Regions from separate parts of the Mus musculus genome. Here region 1 is linked to region 2. A link is a loop called in an ENCODE intact Hi-C map of the cell type or tissue named here. Cell type or tissue: left cerebral cortex. All regions are shown on one strand.

Region 1 (8,000 bases), 180 kb after region 2:
CATATTATACTTATTTCCTTAAGTATATTTGTTAATATCTATTTGGAAAAGCTCACACAGGGCTTTTCATAGTCATATTTATCACATGGTCCACTAGGATCAAGAAATAGGTCTTTAATAACCATTATTGCTTTTTTAAATTTTAGATTGTAGTAAAGGCAGGCTTACTGAGAAACTGCTTTCTGTGGGGAAGTTCACTTGCCCCAAGGACCAAGGCCAGGGAACTCACCATTTGGAAAGGGGAGGAGAGGCAGGAGAGGGATAGAGAAAGAGAGAAAGGAGCACATGTGCAGAAAGAGTGGATAAGAGAACTATTACTGAATTTTAGTGCCTGGGAAGACAGGATTTCAGTTGAGGAATTACTCACATCAGAACGGCCTGTGATCACTTCTTTGGAGAATTTTCTTCATTGTCGATTGATGTGGAATCCCAGGCCAAGGTAAGTGCCACCATTCCTGAGCAGATGGGAAGCAAGAATAAGAATAGCAGTTGTGCAATCCAGGAGAAGCAAGGCTTTAAACACTGTTTCCCATGGTCATTGCTTTGGTTTTTGCATTCATGCTCCTACTGTCTTAATTTCCTGCCTTGATTTCCCTCAATGATGGACCATAATATTTCCAGATAAAGTCCTTCCTCCTCTAAGATACTTATGGTCACTATTTTATTGCAGCAGCAAAGAAGAAAACTAAAACAAGTGTTCTCAAAGGCTAAGTTGTGGTCACTCAGCTCTCAGCCAGTCTCCATGTAGACTTCATTTTATCAGCGGCACCCATCTTACCTGCATGCCACTCTTACTAAAAAATACAGAAGTGGGAAGGTTTACTTTTACATTTTCCAAAAAAATAAGTGAATTAGGGAAGTGGTTTGGAACTTTCCCATGATATTGTTTTTGTTGTGCTTGCAACTGCCTAGCTTCTTAACGACCATTCTGTGTATGGCTCCTTGGTCCCACACTATCGTATCAGTTTGTTAACTCCTTTCATGCCAATTGGAAGGTAAGAAAGTCTGTGTGTGTGTGTGTGTGTGTGTGTGTGTGTGTGTGTGTGTGTGTTCATATGCATCATTTATTTTCTGTAAAGTATTCTGATGTGTAATAGAGATCACATACAATCTGATGTTTTTACTTTGCTGAAAGATGTTTGTGCATAGAATGTGTATGAAACAAATTAATTGCCACATGTAAGGGGAGGGATTGATACTAAGGTCTAGTTCCCTAATTGGTTCTTGATTTGTCAGTAAAGAAGGCTGGGATCCAATTACTAGGTGGGAGGTATAGGTAGGACTTATGGGTCACAGGAGAATAAAATGATGTAGGGAAAGAGAAGAAGGTTTTTTTTTTCTGCCAGTCTTTGGAATTCAAAATCAAAAAAACTTTGAAAATGGATAGAATTTCTCATTTAATTCTTTGAGATTTTGAATTCTTAATACTATATTTCATGACCTGCACAGAGAAATATAAATGTCTATGAAACTGTTTTTTTTTCTATCAACAAATAAGCAAAATCCCAAACAGTTCCCATTGCAGGCCACCTATCAAGGGGTTCCACAGGTACCTCGCCACACAAGACTCTTGCTGCTTTGAAAGAATTAGTCAATTGAAGTTTATTTCCTTTTTCTCTATTCCATTGTTTTCAGTCTGAACATATTGATCCCAAAGTTTCACATAGCTCAGGTTAAATTAACTTGAGGACAATTTTTGAAAATGCAAAATCACTCTCCTTTTTCATGGCTGTCATTATGTATATTTGCCAAAAGATCAATCTTTTAATTACATTGAGCCTCCCTCTTTGTAGTTTTTGGTAATGAGAAGTGTACTGGGTACTGATGAGACAAATAAAAAGGTGAGACAAACCCTACTAATGCTCCTTTGGAATGTGAAGTTTTTGGGTCTTGAACAGATCCTGGCATTTTCAGGACATATCAAGTTGGCAATGGAATTTCATCAGACACTCACATTCATGACTTCACATTTCATAGCAGGGCTAGAATATTGTGATTCTTATGTGATGAGAATTATGTTCATTGTGTTAAACACAATATACACTGAGGCTGTATAGGCATGAATTTTTTGCAACCAACTTTTAATAAAGGTACAACCTCTCTGCTAGCCCACCATCCAGCAGAGGTAGTGGAAGAGAAAAGTTATGATATTTGGGGGAATTCAGCAATAGTTCTTTGGGGGCAAACTTTATCTTCTTTGGAAGCAGTTCAGTCTCATATCAAACACCAAATATGACTCAGTAGCTGCAGAGCAGTCCTCTAAGAAGGCAGACACCAGGCATGGACAAGCAGCTGTAGTGCAATCCTGAAGAAACTGAAAGGCTCATTAATCGAAGTGAGGCCATAGAAGCAGAAAGCTTCCACAGGCACCTCAAGAGCAAGTATTTGGCAAGTTTCTCTCTGGTATCATCACTAGTGGAGATCAAAAATGCTATGTAAGGCAAACCAATATATGTGTTTTAGCAGAGAGTAAGCGAGGCAGTACAAAGCAATCCAATGCTCAACACAATGCACACTCTTCCACTGTCTGTGTGGGTCCTATTTAGACTCCTTCATCATGATCCTCTCACATGTGTCTGCTTCAGGAAAATCTACCTTTTCTTGTCTGTTCCAGCAAAATATCATTTTATCTGTGTGCCCCATCAAAACCTCATTTGAAAGAACTGACTTTACAAAGAAAATAGAAATCTCCACTTCATGTCTGTCTTGGATATGTTTCTTTGGCTTAAAAGTGTGAAAACCAATGTTTGTAGATATAAGGTTCTCTGCCCCAGGCCTCATGGCAACCAGTGCAGAGTTAAGCTAAAGTTACTCGTGTCTTAATCCAAGTCAGCTCTAACACTGTTCTTTCCTGGTGTAAAACATCTTCCTCCTCATTGTGGGGCATCATTCAATAGACATTTTTCTGAGGGTACTGAAGACTCACAGAACTCCAAATATTGTTAAGAAGGGTTCTAATTTTCGATCCTCTAAATATGTACTGTCCTTGGTGACATCATTGGCAAATACAATACAGTGATGGGCTGTTCTGAGGTTTTATAGAAAACACTGCTTCTTCTCCACTGCATGTAAATACGATCAAGGACAGGGGCAGGGACCAGCTCTGTGGAAACCGATTTGAATCTACCAAACATAGAAGGCAAAGGTAACTGTTTGGTGGGCCTATGGGCATAGAATAGGGAAAATGAATGAATGAATGAATGAATGAATGATAAATAAGAAAGATTAGGTTTAACTGCTTTTGCCATCTCATCAATGTATCTGACAAGTGAAGAAAAGTTTTCAGTAGTTTTATACCTAGAGCAAGTAGATAGGGACGTTCTTCTATTGTTTTTATCCCTAGTGGCTTCATTGAAGAGAATATGGAGAGCCTAGGCATAGCCCCACAAACTTATTTCCACAGGAGGATCCCACACTGCTGGCTGCCTGGGCCATTCAGCATCTGCCATTTTCAGCACTAGAGAGAGCGCCTGGAAAGTAGTGGTCCTGAGGGTTATGGATGCCACTATGACTTGTGATTTCTCAAGCTTTTTGTCATAATTTCCCCCATAATTGCAATGTTTTGTTGTAGATTTTAAGGTTTTCCTGCTGAACTATAAGTACATATCATAGAGGCACAATGCTGTCACTCAGGACATGCCCTTAAGCAAAGTTGAACATCAACTTGAGATTTTTATCATTGGCTATTGGGAAACTTTAGGTTCTCACAATTTCTTTGGAGAGGGGAGCAGAATTTAAGTTTGTCTAAATGTGTAGAGTGGGAAAAATTTAAGAGCAAAGTGCTGTGATAGATTTGGGTGCATTGTGAGGAAAGATACACAATCTCATGCAAGTCAGGAAGCAAACACTCACCTACTGCCTACAACTCCTACCCAGATATTTGGGGATATCACATGTACCAACACTTCAATAGCCCCAACTTTTCTTAGGAAGAGGAAAAGTCTTAGGAAAATTTTCCCCTTTCTCTCTCTCTCTCCCTCCCTCTCTCTCTCTCTCTTCCTCTCTCTTCCTCTCTCTCTCTCTCTCTCTCTCTCTCTCTCTCTCTCTCTCTCTCTCTCTCTCTCTCTCTCTCTCCTGCTCTTTGTCCTCCTCATCCTTCTTTTTTCTCCTTTTCTTTTTTATACTGGTCTTAGGGAGACTATTTACACATTTGGTGGTCGCAGTAAAAAGTAAATGTGTATCCTAAAGTATCAGGAGTATTTCAACTTTTAAAATGTCTAGGACCCATTTTTTTTTTTAGATGAGATATAAAGCTAAATAGTATCTCTGTATTACACAAAGGAGAAGGAAAGGGATAGGATCCTGTTTTCTCTGTTATATCTTTATGCTGTTTCTATTCCCACTCAAATATAAGGTAAGATGAAACAACAAGGTGTAAAGCATTAACATCATTGGAAGCAGAAAAATGGCCAACAAAGAGGTTTCAAGGACATTCCTTTAGAGACTCTGACATATGTGGAGTCAAATTCTAGTTTATTTTTATTATTTTTTTTTTTTGCTTTTTGCAGAGTTTGAATAGCAAATTTGGTGTTATGTTTGTGTGATTAATATCTTCCAAAATGTCACGTGTCATTTATTAAAGCTCTGTCTAAATATAACTGAGGAAAGCCTGATACTTACATGGCCTTTCAACACTGCAGAGTCTATGTTAGGCCACCATAGAATGCTTTTGAGTGGTTAAAATATGTGCCTAGGGACATTTTAGTTAAAATATTTCATTTCTTTATTTTATGTATATGAGTGATTTCCTTGCATGTATGCAAACATGAATGTGTACCACATGTGGGCAGTGTCCGCAGAGGACAGGATAGGGTAGTGGAAATGTTACAGACAGTTGTGAGCTACTATGTGGTTTCAAGAAATTAAGCACAGGTCCTCCACAGGAGGAAGAAGTTCTTCTAACCCCTGGGAAATATGTCCAGCTCTAGTAAGAACATTTTTTAACAGTTATATTGGAGATTCTTTGTTTATACACCTTTGTGTTCTTAAGGATGCACTGATGTAGCAAGCTGGGGCAGGAAATATGCAGTCTAATAAAATGAAAGCAGAAAAGATGTTGTCGGATAACTTTAGCATATTATCAAGATTATTTCAATAAAAAGTTTAAACTTTTTTGGTTACTCACACAATGTCATAGACCAAAATGAATTTCCTTTCTATTAACCTAAAAGTGATGAATTGAGTTGAAGAATATGATAAACCAACTAATTTTTCAAATACCATCTCTGTGTTTATCTTAGTGGGTATTTGTGAACACAGACTATTACAAAATTAAAGTCTCTCATAATGTGCAATTAAGACATTTTCTCAACTTAAACATACAAACATCTAAGAGTTCAGAAATAGATAATGAAACCACAATTGATGTTACTGGCTGCCAATGTAGTTTGAAGTTTATCTATCATCAATCCAAATATTACTTATATTTGTCTATATTTTTCTACATATGAGTCTGTTATCTATCTATCTATCTATCTATCTATCTATCTATCTATCTATCTATCTATCTACCTACCTACCTATCTACCTATATCCATCCATCTACCTATCTCTACCTCTTTCTGAATACCTGGTGAAAATTATATCTACATGACCATTTGGTAAATGGTTTAGAGATGACTAGATTATCTCAAGCTCATGAATTAATAAAATTATCTTACTACCTTAAAAGCTGTTTTACTATTCTTACTCTCAGAAAAATGATCATACTCCTTATCATATTTTATAAGGTACCATAAGATCCATGACATACATTCCTCTCTAGCTTCAATTTTTATGCACAGTGACCTTTTCTCTATACATTTTTTTTACTTTTTTTTTTACTTCTTTTAATGTCCCCACATCATACTAATATATCCAATTTCAATTTTTTCTGCCCACATAGTAGTATATTGATATTTTGTCTCCCTTTTCTCACAACACTCAACCCTACCATTTAGATGAGAATTAACAAAGAAGATACAGGCTGTATTGTAGAAACATAAGCCATAATTACAACCACATATGAGAGACATCAATATGGTTCACTCAGTCTTCAGAGTAGACCATAAAAAACAGACATGTAAAGATCCAACTGTATCTCCAAGAGTATCACACCTAAAACTAGAACCTGGTTGATTAAATATTTTTCATACAGTTATGCAAAGTTAATCAACAGTTAAATGTAAATATACATATTTCCCTGTATGTAATCTGTCATTACAGAGTCAGACAAACATGTAGTAGCAAGTATCAATGGCAGACCAACTTATGTATATACTTTATGGTATAAGAATATTCACTGGTATGGGAGATGAGTTTCTCTTATGGCAATAGGACAAATAAAATTAAATTTGAATTATTAGACATCTATAGACACTTCTGATATCTCATTTATGGGCGTGATAAAATTACTTTTTGTAATTATGAAAAATTAATTTAGCTAGGTATAGATTGCTTCATATATGCAATCCTGTCTCACAGAAGACTTAGGTCAGAGGGTTGCTTTATTGTGAGGCCAACATGGGTAACCCATTGGCCTCCGTGTCATTCTGACATACAAACTGAGAGCCTGTTTCAAAAAATTAAACAGCAACAACAAAGCAAAGCAAAAACATATAAAGCCAAGTTAGGGTGAAGATAATATAGCCCTAGCCATGGCATGTAACAATAGTGTATATATAGTTAGGGCATATATCATTAAAGCACTATCTTATTCATCTTGATTTTTAGCCATGGAAAATAGGATCACAATTTTGGTGATAATTCCCAACTCTTGCTCAGCCAGTATAGATGTAGACCATTGATGCGAGGCTTAGATACTTCTAATTTTCTTGATAAGTAGACATCTGAAATTATTTTTGTATTAAACTATATTTTCCCTTGAATTCCGTTTAAAATTTTTACCTTTGGATTTTGTTGAATATTTCAAATTCTCACTTAGGATGAAAAACAAGGAAAAAAAAGTGGTCATGTTTCTCAACTTTGGTGTTGACCAGGAAAATTTTCGTTTGTTTTGTTTTCTTTTGTTTTTGTTTTGTTTTGTTTTGTTTTGTTTTATACAAAGTTGTTACCCATGGCATAAAAAGTGTGTGCATGTGTATGGTGTATCTTTGTCTGTGTCTCTGTATGTGCATCTCTTGTCTCTATGGCTCTCTGTTTCTCTATCTCATCTCTATCTGCTATAGGTCTGTCCGTTAATTTCTAATTTCTTTCTCTGTTTCTCTTATGCTCTCTTTCTCTCCTCATCTCTCTCGGTTTCTCTCTCTCTCTCTCTCTCTCTCTCTTTCTCTCTCTCTGTGTGTGTGTGTGTGTGTGTGTGTGTGTTGTATGTGTGTGTATGTGTGTGTACATGTGTGTGTGTGTGTGATGAGATTTCCATCATAAGGTGGCATACTAAGGAGATATATATGGCAGTATTTAAAGGAAAGGGCCAGCAGCTAGGAAATGCAGCCAAGATGCTAATCTTTTGTACATTCCTCATGCAACACTTACCACTTCCTTCAGTCTCTATTGCTTAAAATATCAGTCTGTTATGATTTCCAGCACAAAACTTTCCCAAATCTTTTCAACTAATATTTTGTTTTCCTTCTACTTCTTGCAAAGTCCATTATTTTTAATAAAATTTTAAAATATACCTATAGTGATCACGACTATATTTTTGACTGAAAAATGAACATATGGATACCAAGATAGAATTAACCCAGAAATAAGTCCATAAATGTATAGCATAGTTATCTGTTTGTTGCCTTTTTTGTGGTACTAAGGACTTTAGCAGAATTCCCCCCAATTAATTTATATATTACTAAAACAAGAAGCCTGTGATTGGACAGAGAAAAGGGAGGCAGAGCTAAAGTTTCAGAGACAGAGATGGAGGAAGAGAAGAAGGAAGGAAGACGGAGGGAGAGGAAGATGATCCTGATTCTGCATAGCTTTAAATAGGCACAGGTAGCTATGAGTATTATAAAAGTATAGAATAACTAGGATAACTTGTCTAATATAGATGGGCAGCTTGTATCATT
Region 2 (8,000 bases):
TTATTGAGCCTTTCTGAGTATAGTGTACCTTCTAGAGTATAATGTAGCTTCTGACATTACTCAAAGATACAATCTCAAAGAAAGTTCCCTGATTCTGTGGATTTTTATAATCTCTCTACTTCCTTTTCAACAATGTGCCCTGAATTTTAAGATGGAGACTTGTTTTGTATCCATTCTGATTGAGCCCCACAACTCTACATTTTAATTCATTGTAGTTTTAAGTAGTGGTCTCTGTCTGTTGGAAAGAGACGTTTCCTTAATAGAGAGTGAGACTATACTTATCTGTGGATATAAAGATAAATATTTAGAATGTAGTTATATATTATACTGGTTTAATAAAGTAGTGTTTGTAAGTTCTCCTCCAAGTTCCATGACTTCTTTAGCCCTGGGTAGTTGGTTAGGCTCTCATTGCCAGACATGGTTTCCTTCTTGATGATCTGGTCTTAGGTCTAATTATAAAGACGTTGTTACTGACAAAGTGTATGTGCTACTACTGCACCCTCAAGAGATAATAGAATTTTAATATAATATTTTGTGAGGATAAACCACACTCATATACATCAAAGTATACAATTTTCTGTATTTTGTGAATTGTGTGAATGTTCCTGAGGAGATATGAACAAATGTCTACTCACCTCAAATAGAGAATCAACAGTAGACCAAAGAAATGTTTTATCTCAGGTCCAACCTGGAGAGCTAATGAATTTATTAAGGTTACTTATAGCATAAAGGTGGGGATTACTCACAAGAGCATGGGGGAGTAAGCAACCCAGACCAGCATTACTATGGATAGTATCTCCTAGCAACTGCCAGGCCTAAGCCCACACCACAAGGCAATGTAGCTATAGAATGCTGATAAAAGCTAACGGGGCATCAGTAGCCAAAAGATACCCTTCTATGCTAAGTGAGGGAAGCCCCACTTGGGTTGCAAAATTCACCATAGCAACTGGCAACAAAGAAAAAATCCCAATTTCTGTATCCCTGCCTGTGCAGTCATAAACCATGGACTTGGTTGCGAGCTCAGCAGTCTTCCCCTTCCTGTCCAGGCTTGGCTTTCTTCTTTGACTGGTCCAATTGTCGACATATTTGCATATACATGTTCGGCCAATCCGTACCAGGACGATTCTCTGATACCGATTTATATTCTGCTATCCTGGGGCTGCAGAACCAGAGCTGCTGTAGAAACAGATGCAGGAAGAAGAGAATGAAGATTTCCTCTTTAAACTGCTTTCATTGTGCCCTGTAATTTGGGTATGCTGTGCCTTCATTTTTATTGAATTCTGGAAAGTATTTTACTCCTTCCTTCCTTCCTTCCTTCCTTCCTTCCTTCCTTCCTTCCTTCCTTCCTTCCTTCCTTCCTCCTCCCTCCCTCCCTCCCTCCCTCCCTCCCTCCCTCCCTCCCTCCCTCCCTCCCTCCTCTCTCTCTCTTTCTTTCTTTCTTTCTTTCTTTCTTTCTTTCTTTCTTTCTTTCTTTCTTTCTTTCTTTCTTTCTTTTTTTCTTCCCTGTCCAGGTTATCATTGAGTAAAAAGTTGTGTAGTTTCCATGAGTATGTGGGATTTCTGTTGTTTGTGCTGTTATTGAAGTCCATCCTTAGTCTCTGGTGATTTGATAAAATACTTGAGATTATCCCAATCTCCTTGGATATGGTGAGGCTTGTTTTATGTCTGATTATATGATCAATTTTGGAGATGGTTCCATGAGGTGCTGAGAGGAAGGTATTTTCTTTTGTTTTAGGGTGAAATATTTTGAAGATATCTGCTAAATTCTTTTTGTTCATAACTTTTTTTTACTTTCACTGTCTCCTTTTAGTTTGTGTTTCAATTATCTGTCCATTGGTGAGAATGGGGTATTGAAGTCTCCCTCTATTATTGTGTGAAGCTCAATATGTGAAGCTCAGAATGGTGACTCCAGGGTGTTTTTTTTTTTTGTTTTTGTTTTTTTTTTTTTTTTTTTTGTTTTTTTTAATCTTGGAACTATTTGCTTGGAGGATTTTTCCAGACCTTTACTCTGACACACTGGCTGTCTTTCTTGTGGAGGTATATTTCTTGTACACAGCAAAATAATAGATCCTATTTGCGTATCCAGTCTGGTAGCCTATGTTTTTTTTTTAATTTCCTTTTTTTTAAAACTGAGGAATTGAGTATGATGATCATGAGAAATATTAAAGATCAATGGTGGTTTGCTCCTGTTATTTTTGTTGTTGAATGTGGTGGTAATATGTATGTGTGATTCTGTTCTTTTGGGTTTGTTGTAATATGATTAATTTCTTGTGTTTTCTTTGTTATAGTTACCTTCCTTGTGTTGGAGTTTTGCTTCTAGTATCTTCTGTAGGACTAAGTTAATAGAAAGATTTTATTCAAATTTGGTTTTGTCATAGAATGTCATGGTTTCTCTATCTATGGTGATTTAGAGTTTTGCTGGGTATAATAGCCAGATGTGGCATCTCTAGTCTCTTAGAGTCTATATATCATTTACCCAAGATTTTCTCGCCTATAACATCTGTCTTGAGAAATCTGGTGTAATTCGAATAGGGCTGTATTGATATGTTACTTGGACTTTTTCCCTTACCACTTTTAATATTCTTTCATTTTTCTGTACATTAATTGTTTTTATTATTACATGGTGGGAGGACAGTTTTTTTTGATCTGGTCCAATCTATTTTGTGTTCTGTAGGCTTTTTGTACATCCATGGCCAACTCTTTCTGTAGTTTAGGGAAGTTTTCTTCTATAATTTTGTTGAAGATAAATTCTGGCCCTTTAAACTGGGAATGTTCAGCCTCTTCTGTTCCTATTATTTATAGCTCTTAAATCTGTTAACATCCTCCATTTTCCTGATTTCTTTCTTCTTCTTCCTCTTTTCTTTTTCTTTTTAAATAACAAATACAGAAGAATTCGATGGACTGGTAGATTCCTCTATCTGTTGGGCATTTAGCTTCCCGTGTATCAGTTTTTCTGGTACCAGTAAAGTTTTCTTTTGTCATAGATGACTGCCTCACCTATATAGTCTTATCAGTTAGTCATTTTAAAGGTAGGGACGTTGGTACCTTTGAAAGATGTTGAAAGACTTGTCATGTCTTGCTTATGGACAACCTGGATAATCTGTGACTGTTCTTGATACTGCCTTTTGATATTTTTCTCAGAAGCATTATTTATTTTATTGTTCATTTCTGAGATTTGAAGAATATTAATCTATGTTTTTCATTGCAACAGGAAATCATTTCCTGATAAATTCATGGATATATTAGACACATACAGCTTTAATTTTTATATTTGTTCTTTTTGTCCTATTCATTTCACCCATCTTGCACTTTGCTTTACCAGAAATAAAGTTCCCATCTCTAGAAGCTGAATATTTTTATCTTGTGAAAAGGCCAATCTGAATGCCAAGATTTTGGTAAAATTGTTGTTAATCTGCTCCTGTTTCTGCTAAACTGAACCTTAAGTGTATCCAGAGCAGTGTTGTTTCTAATAATAGGCATTACATTTTTAAATTGCTCTGTGGCTGAGTTTCTCTAGTGCTAACAGGGAATGAGTAAATCAAATTTGATTTCAGGATCTTCAGGACACCCCTTATGGCATTTCTCCATGGCAAAAGGTTAACTTGACTATCCCTTGTAGATCTGTGTCCAGTGTCAGACTTTTGTCATACCTTTTGCATACTCCAGAAAAATGAGGTCTTCTCTTTGGAATATTTCTAGAAAAAGCATCATTTCTAGGAATGCCTTGCCTACAATCACTTTACCACAATTAATTTTACAAATTTATTTTTTATAAATGCTTTTAGAAATTACTTCTTCTATCAGATTAGCATCATCAGTGTGAAATTTAATATCAGCCATATCTCTAATACATTTCTCTATTGGTATTAATCGTGCCTTTAAAGGTCTAATCACTCCTTTATTATTCATTGACATAATCAATACTATAGAAGAAAACAGAGTAAGAATAAAGTGATTTTCAATGTAAGAAGTTGGGGAAATGTTAATTTATTTTTCTTTATAGTTTTAAGAGTCAAGAAATTCACAATCATAAATAAACAACAAAAATACTCTGATAAATGTATGCTTGTAATAGACTTGTCTAACTTTTGTTACATTGTACTGTTTGGGACTTGATCTCATTTGGTAGTATATTTAGGTCTAGAAATAACCTAAACTGGCTTCAAACTTTTAGTAATCTTCTTGTTTAAGTTCCCAGGGTGCAGAGACCACAGTCTTAAGCCACTACAGAGCACTACAGTTAAAATTTCTAACTTAATTATAATTATACACTGAGAATGTTTCTAAAATATCAACTACAATAATTTCTGAATTAAAACTCTGTACCTAGGCAATGACCAAGACCCCAAAAACCTTTGTTGCACTGATTGCATTGTAAAATATAATAACTATCTCTGAAAGAAAATGTTACTGGGTTAGATCAACTGGCATTCAAATTCATTTTATAACCCTTTGTTTAAACTTGGAAATGTCATATAACTTTTGTAATATTCAGTCATATCTTTTGCAAAACATAGTTAACAATAAAATACTTTACATAGTTATGAGGTATAAATAAGATCACATAGAGCACAAAACAGTGTTGAAAACGAGATTGGGATTCAGTAATTTTTGTAAGGTAAGAGAATTGAATCAGATTATAAAGGGTATCTGTAAAATTATTTGCATGATTTTGAAAAGGGTCCTTTGTAAAGAAAATTTTCTTGATTATCAAGTTCTTACTTTCTGTTACTCCAGATGTGGAAGGTGACAAAGCACATGACAGTCTCCAAAGCTGTGGGTAGCAATAGCCTCTTTATGTTAAGATCTGATTTGTTGCCTTAGAGTTACCTATCATTTATCGAAAGGAAAAGGATGTAGTATTAAGTTCAAGAAGCTAAAGAAGGAAACAGATAAAGGTACCAAAGACAACATCTGTTCTGCAGTTGATTTGGGCACAATATAAAACTTAAAGAAGTACCCAGTTTATTGCACTTGCCCTTTCTGAACATATTAAATTAACTTTTTAAATTAGAGGCTTTTATTTACATATTCTTGCATTGTTAAACAAAACTATAAATTGCTACCTCAGGTCTTATTTCTTTATGATATTCAAAATGATATTCAGAATATATATATGAATATTAATATAAATTGAGATATGGACCTTGGATTTTTAACCCCTTAAATATGTATAACTGTAATTATTACACTATTATACACTGTGAGAATTGATTTACTCTGGCCTATAGTGAACTTCTAATTGCTACATGTTTACCATTTAAATATCTTCATTCAGTTTACAGCTCACATAATCTTATGATTAGTGTCTTTAAAATAATATCATTCGTGTTTCAGTCTTTTCAGTCTCCATATTTTCAGAAAGTAATAGTTTGTTTATGTATATAGTAATACATTTTAGCAGTAAATATATTAAATTTAGTTACTTGATGAGCATTACATGTGAAATTTCTTTTAGCAAATCAGGATTGCTATTATTATTCCCTTATTAGTCTAAATAATTCTCCATCTAAAGTTTAGCTATAATATGTTGTTACATTAATAAAGCTATACACATAGATAAATATATGCATACAAAGAAATATAGACTAATTAAGGAATGTACAATATACCCCATGGAAGACAGTTCCTTAAATAAAACCAGAAATACTTATGAGTATGCAATCTTTGCAAAGGGTTGTGGATCCTTGTATTAAGAAATTGGCACAGGGTATAAAAACAAAGGTTAAAATTATAAAGAAAGAGACCTGTGGGTAAAAGAGTAGTGCACAACACAAACATGTTCATAACAGAATTATTTAACATTTGTAAATTATTTGCAAATTGTATAATGTCTATACACCAAGTATTAATAGTAAAATAATCTATAGGGAGTTATATAGCTTTTTAAATGGGTTCTTTGTGTATGTTTGTCTCTTTGAAGTACTGAGAATAGACAGAGTTCATGGCTATGTGCATCCTAAGCAAGCACTCTTCACTGAGTTATCCCCAGCTTCAGTAGTATGGTTTTGATTTAAAGTTAAAAATTTCTCAACCATTTTATAATGAAAAAGTAAATTGTACACTTCATTAAGCTACCAGCCATTATTTTTACATGACCTTGCCATCAAACATTTGGTAGCAGCTAGTGAAACAAAAATGTAGTAGATAGTACAAAGGTAGGGATTTGTATAGGTTACATGGCTTTGTGATGGAGATTGGAAACATTTCTTGTACTCCATGAAGAATTATTGATGCACTGATCATGAGAGGAACAAAATAGCAACAGACTTTTTTTCCTCACCCTCTACTTAACTAACTTTTTCCATTTTATACTTTCTCGGTAAAATTTAGGACTATCCTGAAATGTGAGAAACTATATATACTGAGTCAGAGAGCCATGAAAAAAAAAAGAGTGGTTTAGGAAATAGAAGACAATATATTAACAGAAACCATAGGCTTATTCAGAATTAATATTTAGAATTAGGCATATGAAGAAGAGCTCAAAGCCAACATGTTACAGGAACAGTATTGAGACATAGAAGACTTTATAAATGACTTTTGTTAATTTAATTATCAAAGGTAAAGTGCTTCTTAATGAGATGGATTAGATATAAATAAATGATGTTAAATGTTTAACATGTGTCATTTTTTTAATAAAAGTTATTTGGTGATCACTCTTCTCCTCCAACAGATGGTTTATTAAAGAAACTAATTTAAATGTGTATTTAAACGTATATGATAAATGGATTGTGTTGAAAATTCCACTTTTCTTCAATTCTAACCTCTTGATCTTAATTAGTTTCTCAACATCTGTTACCTTAGAAACCAGCAAGACAATCAATAAGATGCAAAGGTAGCAAGGTACAAGCAGAAAAATTCTCCAAGTTCAATAACATTTATTTTAAACCATGGGACAAATTAGCATTAGCAATTAGATTCGAGGTACTATAGTTCAAGATTCAAATTGGAAAATGCAGTCAAATGGTAAACAAAGATGATAAACTTTCCCAAGGTGCTTCTCGTTTTGCATTCCATTCCAGAACAGGTGTAATGGCCAGGAAATTGAAGATCATAATTTCACATGACAATGCTTTTTTCTTCTCCAGATAAATGCATTGTGTTCTATCTTTTCATCTCATGAGCATTTTCCCACAGCCAAATAAAAATAAGTCAACAGAATCTATAAAGATTAGAATGCAAAGGCCCAATCCTTTGAATGAAAGATCTTTCTCATTCTGACTGCTTCTTCTCCTATAGAACTGAACACTGGTGCCTATATACAGTTTTACATTATAAACATTCAAGGCACAAGCCAAAGCAAACTTTTCTAGGGGTTGCCTTCCTGGAGCCTTCCAGCTTGGAGAGGATTGTGGAGGGTGCACAAAATAGGACTCTGGTGATGGCTTTAAAGTCCGAGGATCTCAGTATGTTCCAGTTCTTTAACTGTACTGAAATGCTGATGATAACTTCTAAAAAGAACTAAAAACATCTTGCTCTTTCCAAGAGTAAAAATACTGCTAGCTTAGGTGATTGGCACCTGTAGTCTAAACAGCTGAGGATTAAGTAACATGGCCTTTGTTCTAACTCAGCAGGAACTGCTCAGCAATTTCAGCCAACTAATCAGAAGTCACAGGAAGAAAAAGGGACTATTAGAAACATGATTACTGTGGGAAGCCAACTCCAAGATGGCGCTGGTTTCTGGTTGCCTTGTCATAAACAACACCACTGCGCGGCGCAGGCAGTCAATTCGAATTTGGTGCCAACCCCTCCCTAGCGGGTGCATGCAAATTGGGTGCCGACAGACTGACCAATCCCAAGGGGCCACGGAGCCTTCTCCTGTGCTGGGGTGCATATAAACAGTGCTCCCTGGGAGCCCGGGGTCCCCATCGAGGTGTTCCTGCAATAAAGGCTGTTGAGAAGAATCTGACTGTGTCGTGGTGTCCTTCTTGCTGGTCGAGAGCAGATGCGACAGATTACATTGGATATTAGCCCTCTATCCTGATGTAGGGTTGGTAAGA

What was found. Hi-C counts contacts between places; a loop is a spot of excess contacts. Peaks named below come from ENCODE experiments on the same cell type or tissue, not always from the same donor. Only the 100,000 strongest peaks of a DNase experiment are listed, where the experiment ranks them.
Region 1: a loop joins it to region 2, with 1.9 times the contacts of the local background. A loop is called at or near these places in 2 of 42 quality-filtered maps.

What each region holds. Positions count from the first base shown.
Region 1 is chr17:89,740,656-89,748,655 of GRCm38, reverse strand. No RefSeq gene overlaps it. Among named protein-coding and RNA genes, the nearest start is that of Gm41653, 230 kb to the left of the region's middle. In left cerebral cortex, no CTCF peak of the experiment used is centred here; no DNase peak of the experiment used is centred here.
Region 2 is chr17:89,915,971-89,923,970 of GRCm38, reverse strand. No RefSeq gene overlaps it. Among named protein-coding and RNA genes, the nearest start is that of Gm41653, 57 kb to the left of the region's middle. In left cerebral cortex, no CTCF peak of the experiment used is centred here; a DNase peak (open chromatin) is centred at 3,435.